2 separate regions of the Homo sapiens genome follow, and region 2 is linked to region 1. The links are chromatin loops, found by intact Hi-C in ENCODE. Cell type or tissue: GM12878. All regions are shown on one strand. Each heading gives the region's core, and the rest is flanking DNA. Links, peaks and the distances in the headings are about the cores only.

What was found. A loop is a pair of places that touch in the nucleus more often than their neighbours do. Peaks named below come from ENCODE experiments on the same cell type or tissue, not always from the same donor. Only the 100,000 strongest peaks of a DNase experiment are listed, where the experiment ranks them.
Region 2: a loop joins it to region 1, with 2.9 times the contacts of the local background. A loop is called at or near these places in 3 of 110 quality-filtered maps.

The regions. Positions count from the first base shown.
Region 1 is chr5:94,743,563-94,751,905 of GRCh38, forward strand. The region is part of intron 19 of MCTP1 (multiple C2 and transmembrane domain containing 1); the gene reads right to left. Among named protein-coding and RNA genes, the nearest start is that of SLF1, 130 kb to the left of the region's middle. In GM12878, for the core only: no CTCF peak of the experiment used is centred there; DNase peaks (open chromatin) are centred at 2,739 and 3,349; H3K27ac peaks cover 1,979 bases.
Region 2 is chr5:94,897,679-94,906,021 of GRCh38, forward strand. The region is part of intron 10 of MCTP1 (multiple C2 and transmembrane domain containing 1); the gene reads right to left. Among named protein-coding and RNA genes, the nearest start is that of MCTP1-AS1, 77 kb to the right of the region's middle. In GM12878, for the core only: no CTCF peak of the experiment used is centred there; a DNase peak (open chromatin) is centred at 4,153.

The DNA.
Region 1 (8,343 bases), core at 256-8,255:
GGCCATGTTGGAATCCAGGCCCAATGTTGCCAGAACTTTCCGTCTTTCAAGAGAAGCTCAAAATCCACATTTTTTTTTTTTTTTTTTTTTTTTGAGATGGAGTCTCCCTCTGTCGCCCAGGCTCGAGTGCAGTGGCGCGATCTCGGCTCACTGCAAGCTCCGCCTTCCGGGTTCACGCCATTCTCCTGCCTCAGCCTCCCGAGTAGCTGGGACTACAGGCACCTGCCACCACACCCGGCTAATTTTTTGTATATTTTTAGTAGAGACGGGGTTTCACCATGTTAGCCAGGATGGTCTCGATCTTCTGACCTTGTGATCTGTCCACCTCGGTCTCCCAAAGTGCTAGGATTACAGGTGTGAGCCACTGTGCCCGGCCAAAATCCACATTTTTCCATGAGAGCTCTTGATTTTTCTTGTTCTTTTTCTGAGTCAGGATGTGGCTCCATCACCCAAGGTGGAGTGCAGTGGCACCATCACAGCTCACTGCAACCTCTGCTTCCCGGGCTCAAGTGATCCTCCCACCTCAGCTTCCGGAGTAGCTGGAACTACAGATGCACGCCACCACACCCAGCTAATGTTATTGTTTGTTTGTTTGTTTGTTTTGCCATGTTGCCCAGGCTGGTCTCTAACTCCTGGGCTGATCCGAAGTGATCCACCCACCTTGGCCTCCCAAAGTGCTCGGATTATAGGCGTGAGCCGTTGAGCTCAGCTTCTCCTGATTTTTGAAGACTGTTTTAAAATCCTGTCCACAGCTGAATTCAGCCCCTTAGCTGCCAGTTAGCAGCCTCTGTACTTCTAAAATGCACAGGGAGCAAGGAGCAAGAAGCATGGATAACGGACTAATTAGATGGACAGGGGATTTAGCACTGGATTCAAATCCTGCCCTGCTGGCGTTATGCAAACTTGGTCAAGTTCTGAAAATGGATCTCAGTTTTGGTTTCACTAACATTTTTTTTTTTGAGACAGAGTCTTGCTCTGTCACCCAGGCTGGAGTGCAGTGGTGCCATCTCAGCTCACTGCAACCTCTGTCTCCCAGGTTCAAGGGATTCTCACGCCTCAGCCTTCTGAGTAGCTGGGATTACAGGCGTGTGCCACCACACTGGGCTAATTTTTGTATTTTGTATTTTTAGTAGAGATGGGGCTTCTCCATGTTGGTCAGGCTGATCTCGAACTCCCAACCTCAGGTGATCCGCCCGTCTCGGCCTCCAACGTGCTGGGATTACAGGTGTGAGCCACCGCGCCCAGCCACCAATAGGTAGTTCTTGACTGGATTACATCCCGAGATTTGATACCAAGACTAAAACTGTGTTCAGCTCATTTCCCAAAATACAGTAAGGGGCTTTAACATTGGATTCAAATCCTGCCCTGCCTGTGCTGTGCAAACTTGGACAAGTCCAAGGGCACAGCCTTAACACAGCATTTCTTGTCAGATAACCATTGCTTTTAAGATGGTTGAAACAACAAGAGAAGGAAGACTCCAGAGTAGTCCTATGACATGCTCCCACCCACAGAGAGTAAGAATGTTTCCCAGCCACTTCTCATGACCATAGTTTTCTTACTGGATACGCCTGAGTGCAGCAAGGTCTAAGGGGAAGTTTAGGGCTTCAGGTTTGAGGACTTGCTTAATAATGCCTTTCTGTCTATAACCAGTATGCCCACAAGTGAACAAACCTTTTCCCAAAATGGGTCAATTATAATGTTCTGGGTGGAGATTCCATAGCTGCTCCACAGCTCGGAGAGTGTGCTCTTTGGTGCAAGATGTGAGGAGGGATAAAGGAGCTGCACTGGCTTTCCTGTTCTCTTACAGAGTGTCCACTTGTTTCCATTTCTTCTGGGAGAATGGGGAGGAGGCATGTGTAATACATATATTTGACTTCTTTTAGCCTCATTTTCACTTTGTCTCTTTTTGTCTCTTATTCCCATTTTGCAGATGAGCTGGTAGGGGTAGAGGGCAGTTAGGCGATATGAAAGAAAGGTGGAGAGGAAAGAGTCATTTTACTGTTCTCCATTTGAGTATCTTCAAAATCATCAGGTATTCTTGCAGAGAAAAATTAAGGGAGGCATCATTATATTTATTTCTAGTGCCTAACACTGAGCCTGACACATAGGTGCTTAATAGAAACTTGAAGAAAAATGTGTTGAAGAAATAAGTACTCATTGAAGAAAAACATATTTACAGAAGAGAAGCAGCACAAAGTGCTCGGCTGCAAGCAACAGAATATTCTAGTAGTAGATTAGGTAGTAGAGTTAATTTTCCTCATGCAATAGGAAGTTCAGAAGTCAGGTTATTGATATTGTACCAGATGTTCAAAGTGATCATTTGGGCCCTAAGAACTTTCTGTCTTTCCATTTCTTCATCCTTATGTTTATTGCCTCATGGTGTTAATATGGCTGCCCCAGCTGTAAGCATTGCATTCACATTCAAAGGTAGATGAGAGGGGGAAGGATGGAGTCAGCAATATCTGTCCTATGTTATCAAGAAAGTAAAAAACTTTCCCAGAAACCCCCGGAACACATCCTTTTCCAGCTCTTTGGCCAGAACTATATTAAAGAGTCATTCATAGATACAATGAAACCTTAGAAAACTGAGGATTTAGGCAGAATCTTTGTCATTATGTACAAAGTCCGTCTTCCATTAGCAAGGGAAAATGGGGAAATAAACACTGGGTAGACAATATCCGCCACACTTGACTGGAGCCCTTTCTGCCTCCTACTCCTTTCTGAATACTCAAATGACTCACAGCCCTCTATTAATTCTTTTATGTCATTTATTTCCCCTCCCAGATTGAAGGCGTTACTCATGTTTGACTCATTTTCTCCTATCTTTTACACGGTAAACCCCTAATAAGTGCTAATATTATGAATGTTTTGAGATATATGTAAAATGATGCTCTTTAAGTAGTTACAGAAAGAATAAAAACCATGACTTCATTTGTATATTTGTGCATTAGCTACTACTCCATTTTAAATACAGTAGGTAAAGTAGGCTTAAGTGAAATTTTACAAAGGGGAATAAGAACAAATATAAACAACAAATATAAGACATTTTTATAATGTAATAGTGCAGACAAAACTGAAATTCATCTCTTTAAAATGAACTTAATTTCCTGTTTCTTTGTCTTCTCATGCATTCCATGTCATAAAGATAGGTAAATTATTCTAGAAATACTAATATTTTTCAGGTTCAGAAAACTTCAGTGGATCTCAATGCACATAAGAAACTGTCTACATTCCTTGCTCCAGTGCTCAAAACTCCACAACCTGGTCCCAACCAACCATTCTTACCCTGTCACTCACAACTCTTGCGTCAGTATATTTTGCTGTGGCTAAATTCTTCTACAAACTGCCCTCTCAAGGCCTCTTGGGAATTCCACTTCCCCTTGACCTTGAATACCTTTAAGTTCCTCTTTTGGCTTGTTTGAATCTGACTTAGCCTTCAAAGTCTAGCTCAAGTATCAGGTTGATAATTAGATAATGTAGGTTTCCAGCTTTTTTTTTAGGCTGGAGATACAGTTTGCCTTTATCCATATCTTCTGCCTGTACTGGATTTTGTTATTTCAGTTGTCCAGGAGTTCTGTGTGTGAACTGCCATCTTTTCTGTTCCATGTAATATCGTAGCATAGCACGACAGCAGCAAGTATTTTTTCTGTAATGGAAAACTGATTGCTACAATTCTGACAATGGTCATGCTCACCATTTTAACAGTTATATAATTATATGTTACCTATCATTTCCTATGTAGAAACTGTATTAAGAACCATCATTTAATCCTCATAATCTTATGAGGCAAGTATTATTTTTGTTCCCATTTTGCAGATGAGGAGACAGAGGAGCTATCTCTTGGATAGCTTCCAATTCAGAAGTAATTTTTTTTTCTGTAAAGGGCTAAATAGTAAATATTTTAGGTGTTCCAGGCCACATAATCTGTGTTGCCGCTATTCACCCCTTCATTGAAAGCATGAAAGCAGCCGTAGATAGTAAGAAAACAAATGGGTGTAGTTGTATGCCAATAAAACTTTATTTACAGTTGGCTGAATTTGGCCTGTGGACTGTAGTTTACTGACTTCTGTTCTAGCCCAAATAATCCTTTTCATATATAAAGCTAAGAGAGGTAAAGTCCAGATTGCAACAGAGGCGGATCTAGAATCGAGGTCTTCTGATTGGTGGGTTAGTGGTCTTTAACTATTATACTAACTGGATGGGGGTAATTATTCTGTAATAAATTGAGCTTCTGAAATTATAAGGAGGCCAGGCATGGTGGCTCACGCCTGTAAACCCAGCACCTTGGGAGGCCAAGACAGGTGGATCATCTGAGGTCAGGAGTTTGAGACCAGTCTGGCCAATGTGGTGAAATCCCGTCTCTACTAAAAGTATAAAAATTGCTCGGCGTAGTGGCGCGCGCCTGTAATCCCAGGTACTTGGGAGGCTGAGGCAAAATAATTGCTTGAACCCAGGAGTCAGAGGTTGCAGCGAGCTGAGATTGTGCCATTGCACTCCAGACTGGGTGACAAGAGTGCAACTCTGTCTCAAGAAAGAAACCATAAGGAAGTTTTGATACTATTGACAAATTATACTGTTTGACCCAGATGATTAGGTTTCTGTAATTTGATGTGGGTTTTATTCCATCTTCTGTGTCTTCCAAAGGTATGTGGACTTTTAAACTCAGTTTCTTCATCTTTTATAGGAAAGCATTTTCCAGACTAGATAAACACATGCCAGTTGCATGTACAGTTAGGACTCAGAGCTTGCTAAAGAGCACAGGGTGACGACTGTGGAACTACTGAAACATTGTCGAGACAGCAGTCCGTTAAGGCTTCTCAGAGTAGTTCTGAGTACATGGCTCCCTGCCAACTTTCTAACCTGGCCCCCTAGTTTACCAGGAAACATTTTGACATGGTTAAATAGGTACATACATCCTTTGTGGCTACAGGACAAAACCCATGATTGCCTGATCTCTTTAGTCCCATGCTCTGAAAAATTTAGATTCAAATCTTTGACTGGAAATAAAATTTCTGTGGGGCAAGTTTTTATTCTCTGATCTTTGTTCTTTCTATTAATAGACTTGGAATGTAATGGAAAATATAGTTAACATTGCCTTGCACATTTACTTTTTGAGCATAGTTATCAGCACTCTAAGTTTCTCGATTGTCTCAGGACACTGATGATACTAATAGATTCCAAAAAGACTTTCTTGAGCCAGAAGCACTGTAGCACTACATTTCCAGCTCTCTGTTGAGTCTTCAAACTAAGTAGAAAAAGAGAAGCAAATTGAACCTCATATATTTTACTATCCAAGAGGATATTACCTTGACTGGACACGGTGGACTGACTACACAGACTGGCCACCGTCTGCAATAGCGCTCAATGCAATTAGAAGCCTGGGAGATGAGCTGACACTAGAAGGTCAAGAAATACAGTTTTGTTTTGTTTTTTGATGCTTCTGCTGTAATTGTGGCCCCAGAGCATTCTTGTCCTTGACTTATGTGATGATCTGAAGTTATGTTTTGATTCTGAGCATCTATGTCTTATTAGGTTATATGCATCATATTTAAATAACTAGACAAACCTTGAAAGTTCAGAATCCTCACCAGCCTGTAAAATTTTTGCTAGGCCAATCTATCATCAAGAAGACTACAGAAAAAAGTATTTCCTTTGCACAGACAGATGTACCCTTTGCTGTGGATGACTCAGCAAAAAACACCTGCAATAGTGTCTTATTAGGTGGTATCCCCTGGCACTTAAGATATATGCAACCCTGTGCCCTGGAACCTACTTTTGAAGAATGAAAGAAATATTTAAAACATCTTATCGGCCAGCTGTGGTGGCTCACGTCTGTAATCCCAGCACTTTGGGGGGCCAAGGTAGACAGATCACCTGAGGTCAGTAGTTCAAAACCAGCCTGGCCAACATGGCGAAACCCTGTCTCTACTAAAAATACAAAAATTAGCCGGGCATGCTGGCATGTGCCTGTAATCCCAGCTGCTCAGGAGGCTGAGGCAGGAGAATCACTTGAACCTGGGAAGTGGAGGTTGCAGTAAGCTGACATCGTGCCACTGCACTCCAGCCTGGGTGACAGAGCAAGACTTCATCTCAAAAAAAAAAAAAAAAAAAAAAAAAAAAAAAATATCAAGGCAGTGGAAAATGAGCTACTTTTCCCAAATTTCAGAATCTATAGTTATTGGTATTAAGTGAATAATGAAATTCAGTGATTCTCCTGCTAGAGAACATCTCTAAAGCCTTGGGCCAAGAGCTATAAATACATTTTATCAATGCTGTAAGGTAAGCACTGTTACTATATCCACTCCACACATGGAAGCAATGAGGCTACAGAGAGGTTAAGCAGTTTACCCAAGATCATTTAGGTACCAAATGAAGCTGGGATCTAAACTAAAAGAAGTCTGACTCCAGAGCCCGAAAAACTATTACTTCAGTCTGTACAATCACTTGGTAAAATCTACGTCCTTTAGTAGAAAACTTGCTGAATGAGAAAGAGAGAGAAGAACTTGCTGAATGAGAAAAAGACAGAAAATAGCATATTCCAGTCCCTTGTTCCCTTTCCCTAGATCAGTGCTGACATATTACAGAGTACATCCCACCTTATGCTATTGTTTATGCCTAGGCAGTCGCAGAGGGAGCTACCCGCCACAAGAACCCGTGATCATATCTCATCATTGCTGTTCCCCTAGTTACCAAAGTCTGCACTTTGCTTTTGTCATGTTATTGACGTACAGGGGGAAGCATTATTTTCTCAATGGTTCAAATTACATATCTGGGGGGCAAATGAAACTTGGTTTTTATTCTCATTCTCTCCTTTCATTATTTTAGAATCATAAACCTACTAGACAATTGTATAATCATTAAGGTCATATACAAATATTCTGGCCATCTCTTTTTGGGCTTGTAGTAGGACTGCACTTCCTTATCTGCTAAAAGTGACTTGCTCTGACCAATGAAAGGCAAACAGAAATGGTCTATGTCTCTTCTAGGAGGAAGCTTTAAGAGCCAGTGCTTCTCTTTCCAACATGGTGACTGGCAGTATTTCAAACAGCAAAACATTTGAGCTTAGGGCTTAACGTGAGGGTGACAACAAAGATGTGGCATGAAGTCCCCTCTGCCCATCCTGGATCGACAGATAGTATAAGCAAGAAAAAAGCATTGTGGTCTTAAGCCCCCAAGACTTGCAGTTATTACTGCAGCAAAACCTAGTCATCTTGACTGGTCTATTCTTACAGAAAATACTGATGCCTAATTCAAAGCAGCAACACAGAGAATATGGCAAAAGGGGATTAAGCATCTGGTGATTGTGAAGGCCATCGATGCTGCCAGCTAGCAGGAAATATCCAAGTCTTTCCAAAAGGACTGGGAGTAGCATACAAAAAGGAAATGTCCCCGTCATCCAGAACCGAAACCTGGGCAGGATTCCTTTGGAAAGAGAATTGTGGACTTTCTAATCCCTGCAACTGACCCAACAGTCCCCATATCTCTCCTATATGCCCTTAAACAAGAACAAGCACACCTTGAATGCAAGGTGGAGGTTTTAACTAAATACTGGCCGGGCTGAAGTAATCACTCAGAAGCATAATATAACTTTCCTGACAGAGTGATAAGTCAGTAGAGCGACCAAGGGCCTTTCTCTCCTTTTCTCCTTTAGTAATAGAAAAAATGATGCTATGAGTTAGGGGTTTAAACAGAAAGAAACTGAAATCCATGACAGTGATGACTTAATAATATTGCAAATTATAGTTTTTAGTTCAGGTAATTTAGCATACCAAATCACAGTTTAATTTCCTTCTACAGAGCCCAGGCATATGAGATAGTGTATGAGAGAAGGGGCAAGGTGGGGTGGAGACAGGGGGTGAGGATGAGCATGAAGAAAAAAAATTCTAAGACTTCTCAAAGGCAGGTGACCTTGAAAGCCTAATAAAAGTGACCTGGAGAATGTAAATGGCAGTTTATTAATATGTGCGAGGGCTATAGCCCTGACCTCCGGGAAGCTGAGTCCTTGCTTCCTTTTGTTCAAGTGCTTGCTTCTCCTGCCTGGTGGAATGTGAGGATCAAGTGCCCAGAAGGAATGCATAAAGCGTACAGAGCCCTGACAGCTGTGAAAGAATGACTTTGAGAGTGTCAGCAAAGCAGAGCCGTTGTTGAATGGCATGTGTCCTTGATTGCGCACAATGCTGCATGAAGGAACAGAGAAGGGGGAGCTGAATCACTTAATGACTTGTCTTTTGTTCTAGGATCAACGTTCCAGATGAAATAAGCCACGATTCTCGATCCATACTTACCAGTCGCCTTACAAAAAACCAAACACCGCATGTTCTCACTCATAGATGGGAATTGAAC
Region 2 (8,343 bases), core at 163-8,162, 150 kb after region 1:
AACTTTTATTTTAGGTTTTGGTGGGCACATGTGCAGGTTTGTAATATACATAAACTCTCCTGTCACAGGGTCTTGTTGTACAGATTATTTTGTAACCCAGGTGCTAAGCCTAGTACTCAATAGTTACTTTTTCTGATCTTCTCCCTCCTCCCAAACTCTGCCCTCAAGGAGGCCCCAGTGTCGTTCCCCTCTTTGTGCCTGGACTTATTTTTAACAGAAAGAATTATCTCAGTTTCCAAGTATGAAAATATGTTATTTTTATGCTTTAAAAATATATATAAACCAGAGAAGAAGGCTGTAAGTTATTGTTCTTATAAGATGATTAAGAAAAATTTATAAATTGAATTTTGAAACTATGAAACTAATAAATTTAAATTAACAATATAAATGTATAGGGAATATTATGCTTTTCTGTAACAATTAAAATTTCAGTATTGGGTGTACTCATAGAAATAGTTTATCTCAGGTCCTGTGCTATATTCAGTGTTTCAGAATTTTGACTTTAATAATTCCAATGTAGAGAATGCCCATTTTCATAAATATATCAGCCAAGAAAGTATTTAATGACTTCAAGGTTCTTTGTGCTAGTTAAGGTTATTTGGATCTCTTATTTATCTAAATATTCTACTCGAGAGTAAGATGCCATTTTAAATGAAGTGTCACCTGTAACTAAGCAAAGTTTTCTTGTTGGCTTGAGGATAAACTTAAAGCTTTACTGATGGGTATCAAATCATATTGTTGCTGGCGTTGGCTGAGGAAAAAGCATTTGCTACCCCCTCATAACTTTTGAACAAATATGTTCAAGGATGGAACTCTTCCAACATAGTCTGGTGCAATGTGAATACAGTACTAACTGCTATGGGGTAGATTCTTCTATATTTGGCTCACCTGTACTGTTATGTCCTGAACAAAGGGAGGTTTCACTACTGTTTGAATATAGAAGTAAGAAGTGGTCATCCAGGTGGTTCAGGATAGGTATACAGTAATGGTTTTATATTGTTACCAAGATAAAAATGCAAAATTTAAAAAGCATCAAAACAAATTTATGAATTCCAAAAATATGTTCACAGATACATACACAGAGAAAAGTCCCGGGTTTGGGAGTCAGATTCCCTTGGTTCTAGACCTCAGTCTTACATTAATTAGTCATGTGACCTCTTTCAAGATAACTTATCCTCTTGGATTTCAGTTTTCTCATCTGCAGATGAACTTTAAATTCTCAAACCCTCAAATTCCACAATTTGTTGTAACTGTATGTTTACATTTGCTGCATCTTCCTTTCTTTGCAATTCCACAAATCAAAAAGCTAAGAGAACAAAATTATCTTATAGGCAATGAAATAGTATTCCTCAGATGTATTGCTAAAAAAACTTGAATGTTGGTGTAAGAAGGCATCTCATCTCATCTAATTTCAAATTGTATTGCAAAGAGCAGTAGGGTGTGCCACTATGGGTGGCAGTGTGAGAAAAAGGGGTATAGACTGACTATCCTCTTTGGTTCACAGAGCAGCTCTCCTGACATCTGTTTTATACTGATGGTTCTATATGTGTGGTTTGAAAACTTACATGACACAGCTTATATAGCTCCCTAGGCTCTCCTGGAGCCATGGTCTCCTGAGTCCTCAGCTGTTCGCTTTGCCTCAGCTGCTCCTTTGGCTATGCCTCCCCAAAGGGCTGCTCTTCATCCCAAACCCATGACCAACTGACTGTGCTTGGGTCCTCATGGGTCTCCCACCTAGGGCTGGCTGATCTTTCACTGTCCCAAATGAGCTAGGCACTCCCCATTTCTGCCAAGGTGCATCCAGGCCTAGCCGCCATATACTTTTGAGTTTCTGGCTTCTAAAGCCACTTCTGCACTTCGATAGGAAGCCACACTGTGAAGATTGTATCTGGCTCCCAGATCAACTGCCAAGGAAGCTGCATGAAACAATGCAGAAGTTATCTCCTTGTAGGGTGAACTGTGATCAATGTAATAGGAGATGGGAAGACAATGTCCCACACCTCTTCCCTTTCACAAACTGTTCCAAAACATAATTCTCCATATGGCCTGTGCACATGTGGCCATATGGATGCACCTGCTAAGCAACCAGCTATATCTCTGAAATACCAGAAACAGTGACCAATCCATGAATATATTTCCTTGCATTTCTTCCTAGTATTCCCTGCCTCATGTTCTTTCTTTCTCACTCTCACTGTCTGGGATGGTACCTCCTAATAAAGCACCAGCACTCAATCATTGCCTCGTGCTCCATTTTTCTTGAGAAACTGGCTTAAGGCAAAAACCATTGCTACAGTCCAACCCTCTCTGTATGGATGTCTACAACACAAACTTGACCATGTCCCTCCCTGGCTTTGCACTATTTACGAGATATCCTTAGCTAGTCAACAGTACCCTCCATGACTTACCATCAGCTTATGTGTCACTTGCTGATGCATTCTCACTTACAACTTATCATTCCAGAAGCCTTATAATCCTCCCAACATCCATGCTAGAACGCACCTGTTTCTTTATGTTTGGACAAGGCATGCCCTCAGCCTGAGATGATGTATCTCATTTTTGCATGGCTAATTTTTTACCAATTCTCATTGAAATAACTTGCAGCTGTCTTTCTTAATATCCTGAAATGCCTCAAGGGCAGGAACAATATCTTATTCTCAGCACGTGGCACACCAACTGGAACATAGCTGGTGCACTGTAAGTATTAAAGTACTATGGACAAGGAAATGGAGGCTCAATAATTTATCCTTGGTGACAATGCTTGACAGTGGCAGAGCCAGTGCTAGTGTGTAATGTGCTCATTCTACCACTTCTATATTGTCTCCTAGAAAGTGGTTTGACTTCTCCCCAATACTCATTTCACTCACTCATTAATTAATTCTTTCATTAACTATTCATTAAGTGCTTATGTCTCAGGTCCTTTTAGATTTGGAGATTCAGCCCCTTCTAAACCTTCAGGTTTCTCAGATCCTTACTTCAGAATGAGCACAGATTCTGTGTTACTTTGAAGAAAGTTATTTGGCATCAGAGTCCATGGCTGGGGGTTCAGAAAACAGAAATTTTAATAAATCCTGATTATTCATTAGTATTGTGATATTAAGAAAGTCACTTAAACTCTTTGTACTTCAGCTTTCCTCATTTATTGAATGGAAATTTTTAAAAAAATGCCTTCTCTTTGCAGAGAATTGTAAGAACACAGGAATCATGGATGAAAAAGTACTTTGAAAAGTTGAAAGTGCTATGTAAATGTATTATCTAGTTATACTATCACATTTGCCTTAATTTGATATTTGAAAATTCAAGTGATCTGCATCAAATTCAACTCATCAATTAATGAATCAACAGAATAACAAGAACAGACTCAAATCTAAAACAGATTTTTGTATTAGTCTGTTCTGACGCTGCTAATAAAGACACACCCAACACTGGGTAATTTATATAGGAAACAGGTTTAATTGACTCACAGTTCCACACGGCTGGGGAGGCCTCACAATCATGGCAGAAGGCGAATGAGGAGCAAAGTTATGCCTTCTAAGGTGGCAGGCAAGAGGGCATGTTCAGGGGAACTCCCCTTTATAAAACCATCAGATCTCATGAGTCTAATTCACTATCACAAGCACACCATGGGAAAGACCCACCCCATGATTCAATCACCTTCCACCCGGGTCCCTCCCACACAATGGAAATTATGGGAGCTACAGTTCAAGATGAGATTTGGGTGGGGACACAGAGACAAACCAAATCAATTTTAGAGTTACTTTCCCTCATTCTACAAATGCTTCCTAGTATTCCCTGACTCATGTTCTTTCTCTCTCACTCCCACTGTCTGGGATGGTACCTCAGAGAGTGAGAAAAATAAGACTTAGAAAAATTAAGTGATGGCAAGAACTTGAACCATGTTTCCTGACTTCCATATCAGAGCTTGAAGTTCTCTGCATTAAAAAAAAAAAACTATATACATTTGAACTATTTAATCATGTGAAAGGAATATTCATCATCTTTATGGGGTGATGTTATCCTCTAAAAGTTCAAGGAGAAAAATCTCAGTGTTCTGATCACCGTTTTTCTCCCCTGCCTTTCCATCTGCTGTCTCTGAACCAGTGACTCATAACATTCCTTTCTAGATGAAACAGTCTTGTGATTAGCACCCTGGGTGTGTTCGTATGAGTCCCGTGGGGGTACAGAAAGTACATGTTAGAACTATTTGCAATTATTTTTTAACGTAAAAATAAGACAGAAATGAAGCCTCATCAGTCTCTAATACATGAACACAGGTGGCTCATACATCACATAGGCCTCAAGTATTTTGAGGGAGGCATAGGAGCTTCATGGCTAACACGAAGGGGTCAACAGTGGCACCCTTTGGGGCTCACTCGCCTTTCCTGAATTGCAGTTCATACATGCCCTATTAAGTGGATTTAGAGATTATATAATCTAATTTTTAACTAAACTAATCCTCACAAAATGGACAATTGGCTTTAAAAGATCCCACCAAAGGAACTGTGGATAGAAGATAACACTAATTGAACAAGCACAAGTGAACAGCAATGATAAACAAGAATCTGCCGAGCCGACACTTCTACCCTACTTGAGCTCTATGTCAGCCACGATATAGCTCACAAAGCAGTGGTACTAGAATCAGATCCGGCAAGAGATCTGCCAAAACAATCCAAAATTATCAAGAGGAAATTTATATCTGCTCTCTTTAATATATACTTCTAAGTATATATTATGCCTTAAAGTACTAACTAATGAGATTTTGAAGCCATCATGATTGGCAGAACATTGAAACATAAAACACTCAGAATGGGAAGACATGCCTCTATGAGAGGGGGTTTTAAAAAGCACAATTTTACATAATTTTTAGCAAATTGAATAATACATGTATGAAGCTTTTTGAGATTTCTTAATATATGAGAACTACTTTACATTTGCATAATATAACATCTTATATTATAAATTGATATAATATATGACTCTTTGAAATGTTTGCATTAAAAAGATTCAATATGTAGCTGCTGAAGTGTTTTCAAGTTCCATGACTATGCAGAAGTTTTTACTCTATCTCTGACATCACAAAATGCTAAATGCTGTTATTGCCTTTCTGTTGTTAGAAGTTGTCACTGTTCAACTCTCTCTGGGGAGATTGATTTACCTGGGTATACTTCTGCAAACTTCTATAATTCCCTATTCATTGACTTGAAGGTAAACTACACACTATACATACAGCAGTGTATGGTAACTGTCTTTGAGAACTTTGCCAATTATTTTTAAAATATTACAATGAGTACAGCCTTTCTGAGAAAATCTTCAGAAGAACAAACAGTAACTCATGAAAGAAAAGGGATTAAAATCCTAATATATTTTGTTTAGGTTGAGTTTATGAAAAACCAAGACGAAAATCAACGACAAACTCCATTCTTTATTTAAATATTGCCTATCTCCCTAATGAACTATTTCACTCAATCATTAGTAAAAAAAAATAGTAAAATACAATGTTTTTTTTAAACTCTCTTCAGTTTAGAATTTTCTGACTAGCTGTCCTTGTGCTTTCAGATTAATAATGCAGTAGGATTTCTCCTGCTCTTATTTATGTAGAAAGTAAAGGAAGCATTGTAGTTTTGGTGTCACAGATAAAAAACATTCCAAATCAGAATCTATGGAGTGTCAAATGCTCAAATGTATTGACTTTCAACATTAAGAAAACATTAGTTTGGTTTTTATCCAAAGTCAAAGGCTATTTTCCTCATTTGCCACATGAAACTTGAACACACATTTGTGTTCATCTAAACAGTTCACATTCTCTTCTCTTCAGCATTAGAGAGAGCCATAGATTTATTTTTATGGCTGTAGATTTTGAAAGCATTTGTTCTTCACCCAGAACTTACCAATTCAGAATATATTTTTCTTATCATATACCATTAATAAGAATTTCGTTAAAATTAAGCCCTTGACTCAAGCGTACATTGGTAGCATTTAGTTGTCATGGGTAGCACCAAATGCCTAGGCCCTGAGAACAATGCAACGAAGTCAGTAGCAATTCACCAACCTAAAATATATGTACCCCAAATCAACGCCACTTTAAAGATAAACAAGCATTTGGCACACTAATAAATAATGCTGTAAATCTTGCTATATTGGATTGCAAATAACTCCAACTGAATAAAATTGCATGACACAGGATTTACTTATTCTGCACATTCATAAAAACAACTTGTTCCCTGACAGCACTCATTCTTGGCAATTTACCACAGCTGTCAGCAGCCAATTTGTTCAGATTACTGCTCTGCATAAAAGTGTAACAATCATGGGGATTTATTAGCTGATTATCGTAAAGGGGGCAGTCCGTCTTGCCTGCCAAAATGCAGGTGATCAGAAAGTTAAATAATTACATGCAGATTAACATTATTTCACCTTCACTTGAAATTTGTAGTTCAGTGACAGGTAAAATTTGTTGTTCAAACTTGCAATATGGTGTGCATCACCTAAGTTAGTTTACCGAGTACTTGGCATTTTACTGAGCACTCCATGGCTCCAGGACAACATGCTGAATACAAGAGTGTGATGAAATAAGCATGGACTTTAGATTGATCTGGATTTGAGCCTCAGATCAATCACTCCACTGGCTGAGCAACCTCTTAACTGCCCTCAGCCTCACTATTTGCATCTGCAAAATTGGTATAATATGAACCACCCCTGCTACCCCAGAGTGTAAAGCTAATGTGTATAATAGGGCCCTGCAGGTTGTAAAGCATTATTATTATTGTTTCTTTCCATTTATGGTAAATTTACTTTTGTGTAAAGTTTTACAACCAGACAGCTCCGTAGATATCATGATGATGAAAAGTTATAGTAAGTGTCTTGGTAAATGTATAGCCTACTTTTCCCCCAAATATGGCCATTTATTATTACTGAAGTATAAAGATTATTCAGACACTTTTATACTTTAACTAATTCATTCTTCTCTTTTGCATTATATTCAATTACCTTTCCACAGTTACACTGAAACTTTCTTACCTTCAACTAAGTCATGTTGTTCTAATTGCCTTTCCATTAATGCCTGGTGTCAGATCAGCATTTGTCTGACAAAGAGCCATAATTTCCAGTGTTAAATCAAGCTTCAGGGATTTATATTCAAACCCAGGAAATATTTACTGAGTGCTTGGTGCCAGATACTTGTTTAGGTATGGAGTATGTTGCAGTGAACAAAACACTCAAAAAATCCCTGCCCTCGTGGAGCTTACATTCTAATGAGGGAAAATAAATGATAACATAAATAAGATGCATAGTTTGCCATATGGTGGTTGCTTTAATGGAGAAAAACAGAGCAGAATAGAGGAATGGAATGCCAAGAAAAGCAGGTTCAATTTTAAATAGGCTTGGTATGGACGCCTCCCTGATGAGACATTGGTGCACAGATCTAAAGAAGATGAAGAAGCAAGGCAGGTGAGTGGATCCCTGAAGAAAGTTAGATAGAGGGAAAGGTCCTGAGGTGGGAGGGTGTCTGGTATGCCTTGAGGAACAGCAAAGAGGCCAGCTGGCTGAAAGTGAATGAAGGACGGGGATAGGCAGAATAGCAGAAGTTCATAGTAGACAAGCAACAAGGCCAGATTGTGCAAAGTCTTATAGGCCACTGAAGGGACTGTGGCTGTCCCTAGATTATGATGCAAAACAATTAAAGGATTTGGAACAGAGGAGTTAAGTTACTTTATTTTTGTTTTAAAAATATTACTCTGGCTGCTAATTGGAAACAGACTGTTGTGGGAGGGGAGGTGTGGAAGGAAGAACAGGAGGCTGTTGCTACTGTCCATATGAAAGCTGATGGTGGCTTTGACCACAATGATAATGATAGAGATGATGAGCGGTCGAGAATCCTCAATATGTTTTGAAGAAAAATTATCAGGTTGCTGATTGATTTGATGAGAGTGAGAGAAAGAAAGGAATCAAACATGGTTCCACGATTTTTGGTGTTAGCAACAAACAAGAGAAGGCTGAAGGAGGAGCAGATGTGTGGGACTGAAGGTTAGAAGTTTAGCTTTGCACATTCTAAATTGGAGAAATCTATTAGACTTTCAAATAGTGATATCAAGTAGGCAGTGCAATATAGGAATCTGGAATGCAGAGAAGAGTTATGGAGTGGAGCTGGACTCTTGTGAATCAATGAAGTCACCATGGGAGCCAGTATAGATGAAGAAGATGCCCAAAGAGTGAGCTCCGAGGCTTTCCAGAACTACAACATGAGGGGATGAGGAAAAACCTGCAAAGGAGACAAGAAAGAGCATGCAGTGAGGTAAGAAAAAAACAAGGAGCATGCGGTGTCCTGGAAGGCAAGCGAAAAATGTGTTT